2 separate regions of the Mus musculus genome follow, and region 1 is linked to region 2. A link is a loop called in an ENCODE intact Hi-C map of the cell type or tissue named here. Cell type or tissue: heart. All regions are shown on one strand. Links, peaks and the distances in the headings refer to the core of each region. The heading gives the core; the rest is flanking DNA.

Region 1 (2,918 bases), core at 304-2,803, 110 kb after region 2:
TCAAGTTTGAATTCAAGGACATTTGATAACCTGGGTGAAGCGGTATTTCCCCAGCTGTGGGGATAGCAGGTCAGTGGCTGAGCTGGACGCTCCAACTCATGACTGTCTGCCAAGTCATCTCCCTGTGAGTCAACCCGGCTTCTGAGTCGGCTTTCTAGGCTGTTATTCCAGCCCTGTAACGACGTGCAAAGAGGCCTGGGGCTGGGTAGGAACTTGGCTCTTGCACTGGAGTGGGACCCATATAAACCAAGGGATATCCATTTCCTGGGAAAATGTCCACCAACCCTCTTCTCACATCAGCTGTGTCTGCCCTACACAGCTCAAGTACTCAGCCCTGGCAATGAAAAGTGGGCATATGGTTGGTCTACGGCTAACAATCCTAGGCTCAGACCTGCGGAATTCCCATTGTGTCTGAGATCTAGCTAGTGTTACAAACTGTGGGCATTCCTATACCACTATTAATGGTTTTAATATTAATAATAGTGACAACTCAGATTTACTGAATCTTTACCTATTTATCTCCCCCTAATAACTCTATAAGTTTGTCATTAACTAGCTTTATTTTATTTTATTTTATTTTATTTTATTTTATTGTTGTTGTTGTTAGTTTGTTTGAGACAGGGTCTTAAATAGCCCAGGTTAGATTTAAGCTCCTTATGGAGCTGAGGTTGGTTTTCAGTCCCTGTCCTTCCTGTCTCCAACTTTCAATTACTGGAATACAGATATACATCAATATGGTCAGCTGACTATTTTGTCGTATTGGAATTAAGGCGCAGAGAGGTTAATTATCCCATATCTCACAGACTGTTGGTAAAAAGCAGCTGAGATTTAACCTCAAGTTAAATGATGGCGGAACTCCAACAGTCCTCATATTAGTGTGTGTGTGTGTGTGTGTGTGTGTGTGTGTGTGTTTCCCAAAGGGGCTTGGGAGTGTGGCTTCGTTGATGAGTATGAACTTAGCATGCAAGAGACTCTAGGTTCAATCTCCCTAGTACCAGGTAAGGCGGGAGGTGGTGTGAGGGTGGGGTTCGGCTGCGGTGAGGTGTAGGATGAGTTCCAAGCGCTAAAGGACAAATATTACTAGGAATTCAGCACGTTCCAGGCATTTTTCTGTTCAGGAATACGTTTTCTCCGTGAGCTTAAAAAACAGGACCAAACGAAGCCTTCTTCGCGCAGCTATTATCTGTGATCCTTGCTGGAGCTCCTCCACCCAGGTAGTAAATCCAGGGGTCCAGGGCCAGCAGGGAGGTGAGCCATCCCGCCAGTCAGGTGTCATTTCCATATCCTGACTTTTCTCAGTTTAGAAGAGGATGCAAACTATTAGGGAGTTTAAGTAATGGCTAACAGTTACTCAGTGACTTAGGGACAGGCTCACCAGGGAGCCAGAGTCAGTTCACATATCGCTTTCACTTTCTCTGACTTCAGTGGTGGGGCTCAACTTTCAATCCTCTGGACTATTTTGTTTCCTTACAGGGTCCAGGTGGAGCCAGATGCCGCCCCCTGGTGGTACTTTGAGTCTGTGCTAGGCATGCTAAAGTGAGCTCGGCGCTGCCAGCTGATTGGCTGGCGTGGGTTCCAAGTGCTTTGCAAGTGCAGATGCTATGGGCCCCAGGCGGCAGCCACAGCCCTGCCCCTCGGGGTTCGTTTTGGCTTGTGAACTCGGGGGGGGGGGGGGGGTGTTTCCCGTTTCTCTCCTATTCGTGTTGTGGTCGTGAATTCATCCAGGATCCGGGAGGATGGTTGGATACCTACTGCGAGGTCCTCACCTGGCCCTCCTGGCAGGTGGGCGGGGATCCACTCCGTGGAGTGTCCAAGGAAGACTGGGTAAGGGCAAGGGGCATCCCTCTGGGTCGGTCCTCCCTGTCTGGTGTGATGCTCGATAACACTGTGTAAGTATCCAAAGGTGCCTCTTGGCCCTAAAGAATCAGGACCTGCTGGGTAGAATGTGGGAGAAACAGAGCCTGCCACCAGCCTCAAAGATGGGAACTCTGAAACCCACGTGTTAATTTCATAGCACCCATATGTTACCCATATTTGAGAGTAAAAACATGGTTAATACCTTGACCACAATACCCACATAGCTCAGAAGGCCATGGTCACCATCTTCCTCTGGCTGGATCAACTTGTTTGGGTTTGAGTCTAAAGGGTTTGAGTCTAAAGGTCAGGTCCTCGCACCAACCTCATCCTGTGCTGTTTCCTCTTAGACAGTTAACCCGTGTGCTCACGGACCAGTGAGAAGTGAAAGGCTTGTAACTGCTTTCTTAAAGACATCCCAGGCTAACGTGACCCATCTAAGACAGCTTAAAGGTGCCCAGCCTCGAGTGATGTAGACTGATGGTGGACTAGGTCCCACCACAAAGACCCTCAGGTGTCCCTTGTCTAATGTGATGTGTTTGTGGGTGAGCCAGGCTCTGTGGGCCAGCTAGCTGCAGAGCTGAAGGTAGGCAGTATAGATAGATACCTTTAGCATCTGCCCAGATGTGACACCAACCCCCACTCCCGGTGCCCCAGGAACAGGACTGTGATGCATCCAGATTGCCAAGGAGGGTCAACCTGCAAATGAGCTTAAACGGAGCTACTGGAGCAATCTAAAGCTTCCCACCGTGTTAGCTGGCCTTTGGTTTTTTGATACAGGGTTTCTCTGTGTAGCCCTGGCTGTCCTGGAACTCACTCTGTAGATCAGGCTGGCCTCGAACTCAGAAATCCACCTGCCTCTGCCTCCCAAGTGCTGGGATTAAAGGCGTGCGCCACTACTGCCCGGCTGCTGTGCATTTCCTACTGTTTACTTGTTTGTTCCCCATGGCTTGTCCAGCTTGCTTTTTTATACTACCTAGCACCACCTGCCCAGGGGTGGTACCACTCATAGTGGACTGGGCTCACCCACATCAATCGCCCATCAAGAAAAAGCCACACCATTA
Region 2 (2,918 bases), core at 202-2,701:
AACAAGCTCTTTCACCCACTAGGCCATCTTGTCAGCCCAGTTTCCTTTCTAAAACGCCTCAGTTGATAGCAAGCACTTTCCTGACACCACATCCCCGCCCCCAGCCCCTGCAAAGTGAGAAGCCCACAGACTGAGTCCTCTGACTTTTTTTTAACCAACCCCAGATGGCTCCTTGATTAGAAAAGAAGTTGAAAGAAAGTTTAATCTCATAAGCCCCTTTATAAACAATCTGGAAAAGCAGTGGTTTCTGGCTGTCAGGCTTTTACTTCCATAGGTCGGTCACATCTGAAAGCAACACGGAACTTGACACTTGAACAACCCGAATTGGGGCTGGGTTTTGCCACTGGTTTAAATGTCACAGGTTTACTCAGCTGTTGCAGGCTTAAATCCACATCTGCTAAGTTAGGGCATCTTCAACTTTGCCACTGTGACCCCTTTTCTTTGCTTTAGATTTGCTCTCAAAATCATATATATATATAGTGTGTGTGTGTGTGTGTATGTAATGGTTTTACCATTTATTAAAGATGAAAACAAACTTGCACACTAACAGCCTGAGTATAATCATTTCTTTTCACACACAGAATTAAATTTTGGACTGGGATGAAGCTGTGGTAGAGCACTTACCATGCATTAAGACCTGGATTTAATCCCCAGTACACACACAAACACACACACACACACACACACACACACACACCATGAGTAGGGGATAAAATCGTGGCTGAGCATCTGATAACGCAAGACACACAGTGTCTTTAACATTTTCCACAGCTCATGGATCAGATTTTTTTCAAATCTTCAGTGCTGAAAAGGCCACTCCCTTCTCATAAGCACTCAGTACAAAGTGGCAGAAGTCTATTTAGGGCCATTTGAGACGTTGCCGGAAATTCTGTCCTAATCTCAAACCAAAATTCATCACACAATTTTTTCAAATGAAACTGAAGTCGGCAACTAAATGGAAACTACTAAAAGAAAGCATTTTAGCATAATAAAATCTAAAAATATACAAACTTGATACACGCTGAGGAAAGACTGTAGGAAAATATTAACTGTCTCCTACAGCTAAACCATGGTGTTTCTAATGGAGCAGAAGACTTTACACAGGACAGTCTGGAATCCCAGCAGAGCCTTTGGGGGAGTTTTCACTGGAGATATGTGATACGGATATCATTTTGTGTTCAGACTCGAGGGGTGCAGTGTGACACAGATGTGACCTGTCAGAAACACCTCAGTTCATTACACATTTGATTTTGAATTCATTTTTGGTCACTGCACTTTTACTTTTAAAGATATTTTTAAGAGTGTGAGTATTTTTGCCTGCACGCATTGATGTGTGTGCACCAAATGCATGCAGTGCCCACAGAGGACAGAAGAGGGTGCAAGATCCCCTGGAACTGGAGTTACAGATGGTTGTGGACCGCCATGTAGTTCTGAAAGAGCAGCCAAGGTTCCTAACCACTGATCCACCTCTCCAGCACATCATCCACAGTTGCTTTTATTTTTGGTTCCATGGAGAGTTTAAGACTAGACAGTCTCTACATGTGTAACCTCACAACTCGGCTTTCCCAAGCAGAAATACATCCCAAGGAAATGGCATTTTCAAAACAAAACAAACAAACAAACAAACACCCTACCAATCAGAAGCGGCTGTAAATGCCCGTAATCCCAGCTCTAGGGATGCTCCGGCAGGAGGATTAGCATAAGTTTGAGACCAGTTTAGAGCCACATAGTGAGTTTGAGGACAGTCCAGGCTACATAGTGGGACCCTCTCTCAAACAAAAACAGGAAGGAAGGCAGGGAGAGAGGGGGGGGGAGAGAGAATTCTCCCTGCACTCTAAAGCAGAGGCCCTCCTGAGCTACATTCAGCTTGCGCATCAGGAAGACCTGCATGACATGGTCCCCAGCTCAGCATTTCTCTACTGATGCCTCAGTCTTAAGGGTCCTCCTTCCCAGGTAGACTCTAGAGCAGTATGAATCCCAAGCTGTGATGTGCATCACAGTACCACAGTCACACGGGGCTGCCAGCTAGAGTTGAGATAGCGGATGGTATGATGTTTTTGAAGATTTGGTAAGAAAAACGAATAAAAAACTCTATTCGTACCGTGATTCCGTGTTGAGATGGCGTTTTGGTGGCACTCAACACCTAATGTTACTGAAATGAATTCCAGCAGAGGGGCTACTGGACAGTTAAAATTGCACGCGTGGCTTGTGGTACTTTTCTATTGGACAGAATTGCTCCAGATAAAAGAATACAAGTTAGATTGGGGACCAGAGGAGTGTGAACCCACGAATTTTTATGCAAGAGTTACACACCCCCCAACACGATATTTGAGGGGTTTTTGGCAGAAGAGCGTTGCAAGTTCTCTAAAGTAGAACTGATTCCACCCACGGTTCAGGTGCCTTCTAGCCCGGCCTTGGTGAGAGTCGGGGTGGCCGGGATCTCCCCGCAGTGGGGTGCATCAGGCTGTGGTGGTTTACCTGAGTTTCCGACGCCCCGCAGGCCAAGCTGCCAATTTCGCTCTCCTCCCAGGGGCGGCCACAGGTGTTGCCCGCCACCGCCACCAGCGGAGGCGGATCCGCGCGAGGGACGGACTTGGGGCGCAGCTGGGGACAGCGACGTGCTTCCTGCCTGGGAAGGGCCCGTTCGCCGGCAATAGCAGTCCCGCGGCTGCCTGCTTGGATTTTTATCACTAGAGCTTTGGAGAGGAAACAACCGACAACCCAGGCCCGCTGTTCCTCGAGGGATTTGAGATGAGTCACAGCCCCACGTCAGAGAAATGCATGCTTTCCAAAAGCAAGCGCTTGTGATCCCAAGCTCAGGAGAGGCGCCCAGCGGGCAGAAGGATGCCAGATCAAGGCCAGTCTGAGCTACATTGGGAGAACTGGTCCCAAAGAACCAGTAGGGATGAGATAATGGG

The links. Hi-C counts contacts between places; a loop is a spot of excess contacts. Peaks named below come from ENCODE experiments on the same cell type or tissue, not always from the same donor. Only the 100,000 strongest peaks of a DNase experiment are listed, where the experiment ranks them.
Region 1: a loop joins it to region 2, with 4 times the contacts of the local background. A loop is called at or near these places in 9 of 42 quality-filtered maps.

The regions. Positions count from the first base shown.
Region 1 is chr11:109,330,112-109,333,029 of GRCm38, reverse strand. No RefSeq gene overlaps it. Among named protein-coding and RNA genes, the nearest start is that of 1600015H23Rik, 12 kb to the left of the region's middle. In heart, for the core only: a CTCF peak has its summit at 1,497 (motif pointing left); a DNase peak (open chromatin) is centred at 1,509; H3K4me3 peaks cover 943 bases; H3K27ac peaks cover 206 bases.
Region 2 is chr11:109,439,816-109,442,733 of GRCm38, reverse strand. Gm45916 (predicted gene, 45916) reads right to left here and starts at 2,656. Exons shown (of 2, transcript NR_040680.1): 1 at 2,479-2,656. In heart, for the core only: CTCF peaks have their summits at 1,363 (motif pointing right) and 2,547; a DNase peak (open chromatin) is centred at 2,653; H3K4me3 peaks cover 855 bases; H3K27ac peaks cover 735 bases.